2 separate regions of the Mus musculus genome follow, and region 2 is linked to region 1. The links are chromatin loops, found by intact Hi-C in ENCODE. Cell type or tissue: heart. All regions are shown on one strand.

Region 1 (8,000 bases):
CTCCCTACAAAGTATTTTTAATAAAAATGGATCTGTGAAGCCGGGCGTGGTGGCACACGCCTTTAATCCCAGTACTCAGAAGGCAGAGGCAGGAGGATTTCTGAGTTCGGGGCCAGCCTGGTCTACAAAGTGAGCTCCAGGACAGCCAGGGCTATACAGAGAAACCCTGTCTCTAAATAAATAAATAAATAAATAAATAAATAAAATGGATCTGTGAGTCTTCCAAAGCACAACAGAATTCTGAAGAAGTAAACAAAATACAGATCTCCTAAATTGGCATTTGGGAAGCACTGACAACTTGGGCTGGGGACGGAGCTTAGAGGACTTGCCTAGCAGGCACAAGGCCCTAGCACTCTATAGCTATTTTGGCTAAGTGGTTTTCCATTAACACTGGATGTCAGAATAACTAGGAAGGATTTAAATATAGGTTGAATATTCCTAACCAGAAAATCCAAAATCCTCCAAAGTCCAAAACTCTTAAGCATCAACATTATGACACAAATCAAAAATTACAGACACACCAGTGTCCAGTGTCGTTCACAGAATGATCCCAGCAATAGGGAGGCAAAAATAGGAAAAGTAGAAGCTTAAGGACAGCCTGGACTACTTAGAAAGGCCTTGTCTCAAACAACAAAAAAATTGTTTCCTCTTCCATCTAGCTGTGAGCAAGCCAGTGCATGCTCCTTCTACCACAGAGTCTTCTTTTCTATAAGACTCCATCTCTTAGAGCATAAGCCAAAACTCCTCCCTTGAGTTGATATGTGTCAGATAATTGGTCACAGCAACAAGAAAAGGAACAGTGGTGGCCCATGCCTTTGACCCCAGCACTCAGGAGGCAGAGAAAGGCTGATCTCTGAGTTGGAAGCCAGTCTGATCTACAGAGTGAGTTCCAGGATAGACAGGACAATATAGAGAAACCCTATCTTGAAGAACCAAAAGAAAAAAAAAAGAGTAACTAACTAATATAAAAATTCCACACTAAGAAGTGAGGCTGTTGTTGCAATATGCTGATCATACTGTTCTGTGGCTCTTAGAACTGGTTTGCAAAAGGAAAATAGCAGAATTTTGAGTTATGGGTTAGAAAAGCCCTAGAATGTTAAGAAGTTAGTGAGCAATACATTGATGCCAAAATGCTGATAACAGTATAAGCAGTAGACTCTATGCTCATTAAGTTTCAGAGAACAAGGACTCTATAGGCAACCAAACTAGAGCCCATTCGAATGACACCCTGACAAAGAACATGGCTGCATTCTGCCTGTGATTTGGTATTTTTAGTGAAACTATATTCAAAATAATCGACTATAAGGGAATTTATTCTCCAAGGCATTTCACTTCAACTAAAAATGTCAATTTAATTTTTATTTCAATTTTCTGAATGCAAGCTGGGAATGGTGGGCAGCAGTCAGTAAGCTGAGGCAGGAGGATGGAGAGTTGCTTATCCTGAGCTACCTGGCAGTATCCCCTCTCAAAACACAAAAGGTAAAAAACAAAATAAATAAATAAATAAAATTAATAAATAAATAAATCCAAATGTCAGTTATCTTCTGGCAATTAGCATCTTTGGTAACATTACTATATACTTGCTAATGATTTTTTTCTTATTTTTTTCAGCACTAATGTTCAAACCCAACTTCATGCATACTAAACAAACACACTCAGCAAGTCTCACTGAAGGATCTTCAAAAGCAGGCCATGTTTACTTCAATTAGTTACATTAAGTCAGACTGTTTTTAAACCTATGTCAGATTCAGTCTATCATAATCAGGTAGCTGTCTCATCAATTTCTTCAAAAAAGGCACCTACTGTATAAAGAAGATGCTGTGCTTGGATTAATTCAGACTATGCTAAATGATAATACTAAAGTCTGAGTCAAACCAGAATAAGCCTCAGATATAACCACCACAAAATGACAGGAGCTGTATTACTATATTGCAATTCTATAGTAACTGTAGCAGTTACTAATTTTCTCAATGAATACAGGAATTAGCTTCTTTCCTATCTATGCTAACCTATAAATACGTTCTGCAAATGTATACTTAACCTCTGCAATACAGATGTTCTACCTGTATTCTTTTTCCATTAAGAACCTAACCAATCTTTGTATTTTAATTATATCACAAAACTATTTTTAGTGATAACTCTTTTTCAGAGGTAACTCTAGAAGTCAATTAATAAGCACGTTGATCAGTTAGTGGCAGAGACATAACTGTATGTTGGTGGCTAAGAAGTCTCATAATTGCAGCATTTAATACCTACTGTTCTATTTAATGCCTACTGACTCAGAGCAGTGAGCTCTCCAAATGCCACTAGCTAATACAAGTTTGTCAGGATTTAAAGTCAGAGCTAGAGAATCCACTCGATCACTGCACTGGATTCTCATACATAAACAAAGAGATCTGAAATGAAGGTTCTTTAACTCAAAGGAACATAGTGAAGACAAAGTATCGTGATTTGGGGAAAAAAAATCTTTCCCCTCTTTAAACTGACTACTAAAGAATAACTGCTCTTACAAAACATTAGAGATCAGCAATGATCTTCCTTAGGCATGCAGAGGTTTTCAACCCTATCAAGAACTCAAGTATCAAAACTGAAACATACAATGAGCCGATGGGAGAACTGGGGACAAAAGAGAGATCCTGTATCTTTGGGAGAGATCGTGTTTGCATCACGTGCCCAAGGACCAGTCAAGCTGGAATTTTAAAAAAAAAAAAAAAAAAAAATGATGCAGCCCAAAGAGGGCTTTGCACTTGGACCCGACCCACAGCCATCCAGAGTCTCAGCTGTGCTGCTCAGGACCCGTGAGTCCAACATTAAACATCTCCAGCCCGGAACGTCACAGACCCCAGATCTTAACCCCTATCTTCCCACGAGTACCGGGAAACCCTAACATTCAAAGTTCACAATCTCAATAAGGCAGCTCCCTTCCGAACTCGGTGGCGACCGCGCCCTGGGACCCTCTACTCACAGGCTGGAGATGTCGGAGGGCAGCGGGCCCGACAGTGCCCTCCAGCTGGGCGCGGGCAGCTTCCTGCGACTGCAGTCCAGCAGAGGAAGACGGCAGGCGCAGGGCGCCGGGCACAGGCCGGCTCGGGCAGCGGGCAGCAGCCGCAGCGCCTGCGCAAGGATGAGCAACCGTGCGAGGGGTCCCAACCCACAGCCCAGGCGCCGCTGCTCCCAGATGCCGCGGGGCGCGGCCGCCATCTTCCCCTGGCCGGGACCCGCTCGAGAACAGCAGCTAGCTCAGAGAGTCGGCTGAGGAGAGATGCCCGGAGGCTAAACCGCCACCCGGAGCCCGGGCTGTCACTTGTCCCCTCTCAGAGCGGGCGAGAGGAGGAAACGACGCTACCGCAGGGGAGGGGGCGGCGGTCGGGGGCGTAGAGCTGAAACCCTGACAGACACCGCTCGTCCGCCCCGCCCCGCGACGCAACGTACTCACGCTCAGCAGCCAGCCAATCGGAGCCCCGGGATGAGGTTGCGTCGGAAATTGGGTTCTGAGAGAGGCGAGGCCTACGATTGCCCCGCCCCCTAGGAGGCGAGCATTACAGCGGCCCTTTCTCCTTTTCCGAGCTGCTTCTGCAGTTCTGCAGCTATTCCTCCGCTTGTGGGCGCACTAGGGCCTTGAAATAGAATGGAAAAAGCGAAACCCGAAACGCCAAATCCTCACTGCGGTTGATCTGCAGTAGTAGTGAAAAAAGACCTATTCTGTAGGCTCCTGCAGAAGGGAATGGCACAAGGGCTGCATGCCAAGCAGCAGCTGCAAATAAGTGCGCGATCTAAACCTAACTTCGACCACATCAGTCTCCGGAGCCCAACCAGGGCGGCCTCTGCGGCCGAACTCCCTGCCCTGAAAAAATGTGGCAGTTGGTTCTCCCGGAGCATGGCACGCTGTCACTGTGAAAGGACTTCAAGTTCCCATTGGCAGAGGCGCTATTTAGTCAGTACACCTCCGGCTTCTACAGTAGCCTGGAGTTCAATAATTGTCTCTAAAGAAAATTCTTTCCTCGATTTGGGAAAATATTGTTTCATCTTCAGAAGAACAAGTGGGACAAATAGATAAAACGTTGGTTTGAGGATGTGGGTTTTCTGGTTTCTGTTTGAGGTTTTTGAGCAATCAACAAAGTTAAGAAGACTGGAAGGAAATTATCCTGAAGTAAAAAGACTTACTGGGAACAGCGGAATCTAGCTACCTTGTGATCTCTCCGCTGTGTGTTACCTACAAAATGAGTAAAAATGAAAATATCAGTAATGGTTCACTGACATATAGTGTCTATACTTTTCAAAGACTTTGCAAGCCAGGTGTGGACCAGCACGCCTGCAGTCTGAGCACTCCTTGGGAATTTGAGGCAGGAGAACCCAAGTCCCAGTTCAGCCTCATCTGCATAGTATGCTTTGTATGAAAGAAGAGGAGAAACGAAAAACAGGGTGGGTAAGATGCTTCATCAATAATAGCTTTGCCACCAAGTGTATCAACCTAAGTTGAATTCGCAGACCCCACATGGTAGAATGAGACAACTGACTCCTGCAAGTCCCTGTCCTCTGATCACCATATGCACCCTGTGGCACTTACACACACACACACACACACACACACACACACACACACACACACACCATTTCCATCCATGTCATGCCTTTGGGTTAAAATTACTTTTCTGACTGTCCTCGTGTGCTTGTCTACTGCAGAGGACTTTTAGAAAGGTGTCTCCTTCAGCTTCTTCTCCCTTCTTCTCCCAGTAAACATGACCATGAAAACTAACAGCAACTACTATTTATTACCATTGAAGCAAAATGTGAAGCCAGAAAAGTGATAGAGATATTGGACTTCATCAAAAATGTACACTTCGGGGACAGCAGAGATGGCTTAGCTGTTCAGTAAACACACAATGCTCCTGCAGAGGACCAGGGTTCAGTTCCCAGCACACACACACTGGACAGCATGAAGTCCAGCTTCGAGGATTCTAACGCCCTCTTCTGGCCTCCAAGGGCTTTCTGGAAGAGGAACAAGAGCTTAGCCATCTCTCCAGCCCCTGATTTTTTTTTTTCAGTGTGTGTGAGTGTTTTGCTAACATAAGTTATCTGTGTACCACATGTATGTAGTCCCTGAGGAGGCCAGAAGAAGGCAAGGGATCCTCTGAGACTAGAGTCACAGAAGGCTGTAGGTGCCAGAGATGAAACCTGGGTTTCTGCGGGGGACAGCCAGTGCTCTTAACTGCCTAGCCATCTCTCTACCCAGCCCAACTCCAATTATATTTTTACAGCATAGAGGTCTCAGTCTGTAGTCCAAGGTGGCCTTGAACTCAAGAGCATTCAGTCTCAGCCTCCTGAGTGCTTGGGTCACAAGCAAATTTATTTTAAGATTTATTTATGTATTTATTTATTTATTTTATGTATGTGAGTACATTGTTGCTGTCTTCAGACACACCAGAAGAGGGCATCCGATCCCATTACAGATGGTTGTGAGAATAGAATTACAGGCCATTTGTTGTAAGATATCCTCTGAGTGCTGGGAATTGAACCTGGATCTTCTGGAAAAGCACTCAGTGCTCTTAACTAATAAGCCATCCCTCCAACCACTGGGGTGTGTGTGTGTGTGTGTGTGTGTGTGTGTGTGTGTGTGTGTGTGTGATATTTGGTGGTGTGTGTGTATGCCATGATTTTAGCATAGAGGTCAGAGTAGACATCCTTGTCAAGTAAGTCTCTCCCTTCATCTTTTTGTGGATCCTAGGGACTGAACGCAGGTCATCAGCTTAGAACAACAAGCACCTTTATCTCATGAAAAATCTCCCTGGGCCGAGTATTGACTTTTGCATATGATTAAGAAAAGATCCAGGTATCACATGTCTTTGATCCCAGCACGAGGGAGGCAGAGGCGAGCTGATCTTGAGTTCTAGGTCAGCTTGGTCTGTGGAGTGAGTTCCAGGACAGCCAGGGCTGCACAGAGAAACCCTGACTGGAAACCCACACACAAAAAAGTAAAAAGAAAGAAAAGAAAAAGGATTCAAGTTCTTTTTTTTTCTTCCATGTGACAACCCAGAGAGCTGAGCTTCATTCAGTGAAGGTTCTGCCTTTCATTACTACTCTGAAGTTCTATGTCATAAATCAAGCATCTAATTAAACACCTGATATGTATCAAAAACCAGGTGAACTTTCCATGAAGCAGTACTGTATTTTAAATTACAGTAGCCTTCAAATATATCTCGATAGCTGGCCTAGCCAGTTCTTCTACATTTTTCACTCCAACTCTATCTTTGTTGTGCCATAGTGATTGATGTTTTTCTTAGGATTACACTAAACCTCTGAATCATCCCGACAGAACTTAACATCTTTATAGAAATAAGTCTTTCAGTCTGAAAGCATAATATACTTTTCCCTGTTCAGCTGTTTTGTTTCTTTTAAGATTTCTTCTTCTTTTATTTTATTTTATTTTTTATTTATTTATTTATTTATTTATTTATTTTTGTGAGTACACGGTCAATGTCTTCAGACACACCAGAAGAGGGCATCAGATCCCATTACAGATGGTTGTGAGCCACCAAGTGGTTGCTGGGAATTGAACTCAGGACCCCTGGAAGAGCAGTCAGTGATCTTAACTGCTGAGCCATCTCTCCAGTCCCTTGTTTTTTGTTTTTTGGGTTTTTTTATTACATTTATTGTGAGTGGCCACAGAGTGAAAATCAGAGGACAACTTACAGGGACTGATTCTCTTCTTCCTCCATGTAGGTTCTGGCATTTTCATATGGAATTCCAGGCCAACCAGGCCTACATAATTAGACCCTGTTTTAAAAAAAAAAAAAAAAGTAAATAAAAATAAAACAAGTGAGCATAGTAGCACATGCCTAAAATCCCAGCATTTGGGAGACAGAAGCAGGAATATCAGAAACTCAAGGCCAACCTTCAATATATAGCCAGTTTGAGTGAACTCCAATGCTACATGAGAGCCTGGCTAAAACAAAAACGAAATAGCAAAAAACCTGACCTTGTTGATACACACTTATAATCCCTGTACTCAGGGGGCCTCAGCAGGATTGTTGCAGCTATAGACAGTGAGTTCCAGGCCAGCCTTAGAAATTAACACATATGGAGAGCTTGTCTCAGTAAACAAAAATCAAACCAAAAACTAAAAATGAAACAGGACTCAGGCCTGGTGGCTCTGTCCCAGCTAGTGAAATCCTAGCACTCAGGAGGCTGGGACAAAAGAACCACAAGTTCGAGGCCAACCTGGACGACAGAGTGAGTTTAAAGCTAACCTGGGCATTAACTGGGCTTTTATTTCTGTCTCAAAATAAAAAATAAAAATGAGCTGGGTATGTAACTAAGTGCTAAGGAATTGTCCCTTGCCTAGAATGTGCAAGGCCTTAGGTTCAATTACCAATAGTATAAAAGTAAAAAAACCAAAGGACTTACCCTTCCAGTAAATAAGACTCATAACTAGACCTTAGCTAGTAAGAAAGGAAGGAAGAAGTTTGTGGGTAAACATATAGTCAGACAAGGGGTACAGAATTAAAGTCTGTATAAAGTCGATACCAGAAATGTATGGCCAAAGATCACATTACCAAGCAACTGATCACACACCCTAAGAGCTGGAGTGTAGCTAGAGAGTGGTAAAGTAGTTGTCTAGCATACATGAGGTCCTGGTATGTATGTGTGCATGTGTAATGTGTATGTGCACACTGGAACTACATATATAATATATGTTTATATATATATGTGTGTGTGTGTATATGTATATATATATATATATATATATATATATATAAGCAAAATTAGACTCTACTCACACTGTAATGAAAACAAAATTCTGATAAAGGCCTAAATGAGAGAAGCAAAACTTTTAGAGGAAAAATGTTGAGAATTTCCTTGTGTGTAGGTAGCGAAGGTGGAACAAAGACTACTTCCTGTCCCTATGAGCCACTCTCCCATTCTTCAGTAATAAGTACCCTGGGCACCCTTCGCAAGCTCCTCTGTTTTGTTTTTGGTTCTGGTTTTGATTTGTTGTTGTT
Region 2 (8,000 bases), 130 kb after region 1:
GGGCTAGGTCCTCTGATTCCAATTATACTCAACTCACAACATTAAGTCCCTATCTGCCCCAAGCCAGGTTGTGTAGGGTCTGAGTCTTCAAAAAACGTTAATAGCTCTTTCTAAAAACAAAATTACAACATAACATATAGCAATAATATAATCCTGCTCAGTGCCTTGGAAGTAGGTGCTAATGGGTACCCTTTAGGGTTTTAGATTAAGTTTTATGTTAGAAATTTTTCTATTTATTCTCTCATGCTGTCATATAAATGCGCTTTTGACCATATTCCTCCTCCATTAGTCTCTCTTCTTTCTTACTCTTTTGGTGTTTACTTTTCAGATGTAAAAGGCAAAATATTGCTCATAAGCAGCACTTGGTGGATTTCAAACTGGATCCTACTAACATGCTGAACTCTTCATACTGAAAGGAGGCAGAGGGGAGCGGACAGAACACAGGGCCTCTTTGGTTTTTTGTTTTGTTTTGGTTTGGTTTTTGGAGACAGGGTTTCTCTGTATGGCCTTGGCTATCCTGGAACTTGCACTGTAAGCCAGGCTGGCCTTGAACTCACAGAGATCTCACTGCCTAAAAGTGTTTCTTACATGAATAAAACCTAAGTGAAATAAGAACAAAATGGTCTGAAGCTACAGCTGAGTAGCAGAGCACTTACCAAAGCGCTGGGGTGGGGGATGGGGTCTAAAGTAAATCTTTTTAAATTTTTATTTTAATTTTTTAAAAATTTTAAAAGGTTTATTTTTATTTATTTTATGTATATATGAGTACACTATAGCTGTCTTCAGACACACCAGAAGAGGGCATCGGATCCCATTACAGATGGTTGTGAGCCACCATGTGGTTTCTGGGAATTGAACTCAGTACCTCTGGAAGAGCAGTCAGTGCTCTTAACCACTGAGCCATCTCACCAGCCCTGAAGTAAATCTTAATTGTATAACTGTATTACCATAGCAATCCTATAAGGTAGGCCAGGAACTAGATCTTACCTTTCTTGCACAGAGTGGAGAATGAGGCTTAACTTGCCTAAGGGCACAATATAAGTTGTCAAGTATCAAAGATGGAACTCTGGAGACCTGGCTCCCAGATTTCTATTGTGAATGTATCAGTTTCCCACTCCATCCTGTACTGCCTACCCTGAAATCAGGCTCATTCCTGCCATCTTAGTGTGGGGAGGGAGAGAGTGTCACAAGTTTATGAGCATTTCACATACACAGACAGGTAAGGTTTTGAGGTCAACAAACAAAACCATCCAGAAACTTCCCACCTCTCTAGTTCACCTTTTCAAACCATCTCCCTGAACAGTTACCACAATAACACTTCGAGTACCCCCACTTCCGTTTTTTGTGGTGCTGAAGGTCTAAACAGGGGCCAGACTCCTGCAAGCTAAATGTTGTACCACTGAATGTCTTATCCTAACAACCCTAAACCACTACTGTTTTAAGTTCCAACCACCCTAAAGACCTGAAGAGCTTTTCCCTTCTATGTATTTATCAGATGTAAAAGACAAAATATTGCTCATAAGCAGCACTTGGTGGATTTCAAACTGGATCCTACTAAGAGTTCCTAGTATGAACTCTTCATACTGAAAGGAGGCAGAGGGGAGCTGAAGGCACACAGGGCCTCTTTGGTTTTTTGTTTTGTTTTTCGAGACAGGGTTTCTCTGTATAGCCCTGGCTGTCCTGGAACTCACTTTGCAGACCAGGCTGGCCTCGAACTCAGAAATCTGCCTGCCTCTGCCTCCTGAGTGCTGGGGCACACAGGGCCTCTTTTCAATCTCTGGTTCTTCATCCACAAAACTAAGTAGAGGGCCTATTTCGGAGGATTAGGAAAACCAGTGTAGGTAGGGAGAGGTCGAAGAGCAAATGGCGGGGAGGGCAGGATCTTGGTATGCAGTAAGAGCCTTGGAAGCCAGAAGGCCTGACTTTAAAAAATATTCTCACTGGGTGTGATGGAGCACATGCCTTTAATAGCAGCACTGAAGCAAAACCAGGCGGATCTCTTGAGTTTGAGGCCAGTCTAATCAACGTTACAAGTTTCAGGCCAGCCAAGAGAATACATAATAAGGCCATGTCTCAAAACACAAAATTAAACAAATAATCTTAGCGGTAGGGAGACAGAGGCGGGTTGATTTTTTTTTTTTTTTCATGTTTGCTCTCTTAGTTCGAAGCCAGCCTGATCTACATGATGAGTTCCAGGCCAGGTGGAGCTATACACACACACGAGGCTATCTCAAAAAAAAAAAAAAAAAAAAAAAAAAAAAACAAGAAATCAAAAACAACCAACCAAATACCCATCTCGTAATAATAAAAATATCAAGGGTCCTGGCCATCAAGAGTACTCACTAGTTTACCACTTCAAGACACTTTGGAATCTGGGCTTGGTGAAGAACCGAAAATGGCTCTTGTGACACCAGGCTCTGTGGCTTTGACTTTAAATGTTGGCGACTTCCTAGCCTGGTGACTTCTGCCAGTTAACCTCGTGAAGCCCGGGGTTCCTTAGTTACAAGATCTTCTTGGCACCTAATACGGTTGTGAAGATCATACAAGATAATTCTGGTACAGTGCTTACTTAGCATGCAACTGTCCTAATCCCACTAGCCATAATCCCGACCCGTCCCCCAAATCCAGTGTTCATAAACTTCTGGCCTAAGAGCATGCTCATATCAGCGTTTCCAACGTACACACTCTCTGCCCCGGGGCCAGTTTCTCCTGACCGGCTTGTCCTTAAACTAAGCGTTCATCAAATGCCACAGGTCAGGCTCTGTGACGAGATACTTGCGTAAAATCGCACATTAAACTTCCTAACGCCTCCATAGTGGCTGATGTAGCGCAAGGAAACAGGCCCGGAGGGTTCCAGCAACTTCCCAGGGTCCCCGAGCCCGGGTTCCAGGCCCACATCGGAGTCTACCAGTGTCCGTCCATTCAAAATGCTGTTCAGTCCCCGGACTCCGACGGTCCATCGCCTTCGCCCTCTGCACCTCAGGGTCCGCCCTCAGGGCAGTTTTTTTTTCCCCTTTTCTCCTCCAGAGCCTGAGGGGTGAGGCCCACGATGGCGTCCCCGGCACGCGCCAAAAGAAGCTACCCCCTCAGAGCGCTGATAAGGATGTGCGGGGTCTCCGGGCCGCGGCGCCGGGTCACGTGGCGGGAAGGGGGGCGCCGGCGCGCGCGCCCGAGCGAGCGAGCGGGCACGCGCAGCCCGCAGCGTGTGGAGGCGCGAGATGCCGAGCTGGGAGTATGTATGGCAGGGAGGGGGCGGCGGCCGGGAAGGCCGACTCCACCCCCTGTGCGCATGCTCCGGCCCCCGCGGGTTATAAGGCAGCCGCGCCTGCCCCGCCAGACAAAGTGGCGAGCTGCGACGTGACTGGTCGGTCGTGTAGGTGCAGCAGCCAAGGAGCCCGGCGGCGGGCAGGGGACACGAGCGGGACCCCCCCGGCTCCGAGGAACTGCGGCCCGCGCCGCCGCGTCACGCATACTCCGGGCGCCGCGAGACACACATAACGGTTAGTCCGGGCTGAGCGGGCAGCGCGCGGCACGGAATCCGCGGTGCCCTTGGTGCCCCGGTGGGGTCGCGGAGCCCCGCGGGCACGCGGGGACTTTCCTCCCTGGGGCAAGGGTCGGGGCGAGCGACGCGGCATCCTGGGCGCGCGGAGCCGCGTGGCCCGGAACGTGGCGTGGGTGAAGGGGACCTTGAGGCGCTGGGCACAGCGTCTCTCCCGGCCGAGCTGCGGGCCCGTGGTCAGGTGGCGGCCGCCGGGCTGCGGGAGTCGGGTCATGGTGCCCGGTGACCTTGGGGGAGACGCTTCCAGCGCTGCCTACTCTAGGCGCCTGGAGAGATGCTTAGGTCGGGAAGAGGGACGACCTGAGGCCGCTTCACGTGGTGCACTCCTGCCGCCTTCTGCTGGGGCGGGAGTTACTTAGGACTCGTGGCATACCCGCCCAGCCTCCCCGGTCTGCCAATCGGTGTCCCACCAGGTGACTTGCTAGAGTGGTGTGAGGAATGTGAGGAGCTGCATTGCGGACCGCCGGTACAAGACTACGGGGTTCGAGTGAACTTTGAGGAAGGGGCTCTTTATGGTCCAACCTGTGGCTTCGGCGCGTCTGCCGCGGGCACGGGGTCCCAAGGCATCCCTGTGGAGCAGATTTAAACGTCCTTATATTTGGTCAGAGCACACTTTCTGGGCCAAGTACATCCCTTTGCCGAGTACATTTTAGCTTTTCTTTATGATGGCGTTTTTGGTGCAACCAGCAGTTACGAAAACTAGCGTCTGATCACTCAACCAGGAAACGCACGTGTTACTACTTCAGTCTTTTCCCGTTTTCCAGTGGCTCATTATAAACTGGCGGGCTACTGCTAGTAGTTACACAGTGACAAACTACTTTTGTTTTTTTTTACCCATAACTAATTTTGAAATCTTAAGGCGTCATTCCGCTTAGGCTCGGGGTGTGTTGCTCAGTGGCATGAGTACCTACCTGCCTGGCCTACCATGCCTGAGGCTCCAAAGTTTGATCGTCGGCATTGAAAAAAAATTACTTTGGTTTTAAATGAGTATATGCTGATGTGTGAGATTAGTAATTGTACGAGAGTTTGGGAAAGGGTGGATGGGAATTAAATCAAGCAGGGTGGGTTTTTGTTCTCGTGTTTTGCTTGTTTTTCTCAGCTGAATAAGAGACTCTTGAATTTATTTATTCATCATTCATTTATTTTAATTAAGTGGTAAATGGTGCTTCTAAGTCCAAGTCTTCGGGGATGTGTATGTGTGTGTGTGTGTGTGTGTGTGTGAGAGAGAGAGAGAGAGAGAGAGAGAGAGAGAGAGAGAGGAAAAAAGGAGAAGGAAGTGGTCAGTCCATCGCCTTAACCTTTCGGAAATTAAATCCAAGGTGTACAGGCAGGAGGTATAGGCTTTACATAGTGAGACCCTTCTCAAAAAAAAAAAAAAAAAAGTAAAAATGACTAAATTTTACAACTTTGCTTTCCAAGTATCATAAGAAATGACCAATAATTCAAGACTTTAGATGGGGGGGGGGGGTCGACACAGAGCTTCTCTGTGTATCCCTGGCTGTCCTGGAACTCTGTTGACCAGGTTGGCCTTGAGCGCAGAAGAGATCTGCTTCTGCTTCCCCAGTGCTGGAATTAAAAGCGTCTGCTACCATGCCCAGTCCTAGAATAAATGTTTAATTAAGTGTATTTCAGTCATTTCATTGTGGGTTTAAGTAGATGCTGTTGGTTTATCAGATTGTGACCTTGTTAAATATGAAAGTTCTTAGTTTGAGGAGCATTTTGAGAGTTTTAAAGCTTTAGCTGTACGATTTACATAATCCTAAACAGATTAAGGGGGGCAGGGTGGGGGATAAGGTGGTGTAAACTTGGATACCTATAAACTCTGACAAAAAATAGTGTTAGATTAGTATTTTCCCAACTTCTTGAAACTTTCATTCCCACTGTGCCTCAGGAACTTCCTATTATGCATTTCATGCAAGGTCTGGGTCCCCGTATAATGCCTACTTGACTTTTTTTATTTCCCATACTAGGGAATATGGACTAGGAATATGGAACTTGAACACAAAACTGAAAATTGTGGATAGAGAAGTTAAGATTCAGCAGAAAAGAAGATTCTAGTATTTACCCTTGGTTTGTAGTCTAGCTGGAAAGCAGAGGTAGTTGAGTACTCTTAGCAAACAGTTTAGGGGAAAGTAAGGTTACCATGGGAACAAACACTGTTTTGTATAGGTGTGAGAAAATGCTCAATTTAAGGAAACACTAGATATGCCTGCATCTCTGAGGAAATACTACTTAATCTGCAGTTTGATAAAGGGGTGGGAGCTAGTTTGGCATAGGTGGTGATAGGTTGAAAGGGCATTTTTGAAGCTGAAAGAATTTCATCAAAAACTAAAACATAGAAAGGTCAAAAATAATAAGAGGGACTAGAAATGTCAGCCAGTGGAGTGCCTTCAGTCATTGTAAGGCCACAGGAAGAGACTGAACAGTTAAAAGAACTTAGTGTGGCTGGGCAGATTTGCATTTTAGTATCATTCTGGGGATAGCTGGTTAGAGGGGTTTTAGAGTGGGACCATATGTGAATGAATACCTAGGGGAATCCTTGAGAAAAGGAAGGAAGCAGGTTTTGGGTAGGGGACTAGTTAGGTGTTGGAGATAAGAAACGGGTGAAGTTAAGAATGTGGTTCAAGTTGCTAGCTGGAGCAAATATAAATTTTTTTATCTTCATTTTAACCAATGGGAATCCTGAGGTACTGTGACTACACCAGAACTGCCCAATGTATAAAACTCATAGATTAAATTCAAAGCCATTTCTGCCCTCTTGTCTGTTTTCATTGGTGAAACTGAAATTATTTTGTTTCCTCTTTACCTTCTCTACTTTAAGTATGGAAAATGCTAATTAGCAGGCGGTTGAGTCACTCCTGTGTCATCGCTATCCCTTCCTACTTTCCTTGTGAAGCAAATCCTAGATGAAAGAATAATAACTTTACTAACTTAGTTATATCCATAGCTATCTGAAAGATAGGAGTCACATTGTCCTGCTTTTAAAAATTAACATCACCAGATATCTGTCCGTATTCAGATTTTCCCAAGTTATATATATATCTATGTATTAGTTTAGGTTTTTTAGTAATTGGTTCTCTTGATCAAGGATACAAACAAGGTCATATGTTTGTCTGAAATCTATAGGTTTCTCGTCTAATTTATTTGGAAGAGATAGGCCCTTTTTCTTCCTCTTCCTTCTTGTCTTCTGTGCTTGGGATTCTGAGTTGGTCCTCCTGGCATAGTTTTAACATGTTCTAATTAGTATATCTCCTGCCCTTTGTGTTTCCTCACATTGGAAGCTCACTTGAAGACCAAGCACTGCAGTCAGGTTTTTATCTCTGAGAAAAGGTTTAGGAGGGGAGATCGAGTATCTTTCATGTTTGCTATTTCTACTTGAAGACATGTGATGGTTTTCTTTCTGCTGTATTCACAACCTACTCTTGGTTTGAAAAGGCAGTAATTTGATTGCACTTTAGTTTTTTACCAGCTTTCTATGTGCATGTTTGCATCTGAGACCCTCTCAGATAGCCTAGGCTGGCCTCACACTTGCCGTGGACCAGAATGGCTTGGTTTGAACTCATGATCCTCCTGTCTCCACTTTCCAAGTGTTAGTAAGACCACAGGCATGAGCCACCGTGCCAACTGTAATCCTATTTTTATTTAATATGATATATGAACTCTTATATGAGTTCCAAGGATTGAACTCAGGTCATCAGATGCCCTTCAAGTTCTTGGGGGGGGGAGGGGTGTTTTTAAGCAGTGGAGCCTTGATCTACCTTTTCCAGTTACCTCTGAGGCATTTAAGTTTAATCTAATACTTATTCTGTTTTCTACTTCTTCACCCTGGAACCCTAATCTTGTGATTCCACTGTTCTTCCAGGTAGCCATGCTTAAATACTCTTACATCGTCTTAGTACTTCCCCTGGTAGACCTACTTCTCCTACGCACAGGTAGCTTCCACATCATCTTTGCCTCTCTGACTCTCTTCCATTACTATTAGTGTTACCCAGTTTAGATTGTTTTGTGATTAATTCAGTGGTATTATTATTGTTGTCAGAGAGAATCTCATGTGGCCTAAGCTGGATCCAAATAACCTATGTATCTGAAAGATTGTCTAAGTCACCATACCTGGTTTGTGTGCTCCTAAGGACAAACCTAGAGCCACCATATGTGCTAGGCAAGTATTCTGACTAAGCTACAGCCTTTGACTTCTGTGATTGTATCATCTTCCTTCTACACCGCTCTAACAGTTTCTGGTCATCTCCCTAATCAAAACCACTCAAGAGGTGGGGGCCGGTAGATCTGTGAGTTTGAGGCCAGCATGTTCTTCATACCGAGTTCAAGGACAACCAGGCCTACATAATTACAATCTTTTAAATTCTGTGTGTTCTTTAATTTGTCTTAACCACGTGGCATTTTCTTCCCTCTGCTTTAATTTTTTTTTCTTTTGGTGGAGTGG

What was found. A loop is a pair of places that touch in the nucleus more often than their neighbours do. Peaks named below come from ENCODE experiments on the same cell type or tissue, not always from the same donor. Only the 100,000 strongest peaks of a DNase experiment are listed, where the experiment ranks them.
Region 2: a loop joins it to region 1, with 4 times the contacts of the local background. A loop is called at or near these places in 8 of 42 quality-filtered maps.

The regions. Positions count from the first base shown.
Region 1 is chr3:104,508,491-104,516,490 of GRCm38, forward strand. It overlaps Lrig2 (leucine-rich repeats and immunoglobulin-like domains 2), which reads right to left and starts at 3,428. Exons shown (of 18, transcript NM_001025067.2): 1 at 2,966-3,428. The coding sequence starts at 3,201. In heart, CTCF peaks have their summits at 3,596 and 5,379 (motif pointing right); a DNase peak (open chromatin) is centred at 3,551; H3K4me3 peaks cover 2,666 bases; H3K27ac peaks cover 1,956 bases.
Region 2 is chr3:104,635,329-104,643,328 of GRCm38, forward strand. It overlaps Slc16a1 (solute carrier family 16 (monocarboxylic acid transporters), member 1), which reads left to right and starts at 3,336. Exons shown (of 5, transcript NM_009196.4): 1 at 3,336-3,500. In heart, no CTCF peak of the experiment used is centred here; DNase peaks (open chromatin) are centred at 3,323 and 3,893; H3K4me3 peaks cover 4,219 bases; H3K27ac peaks cover 3,278 bases.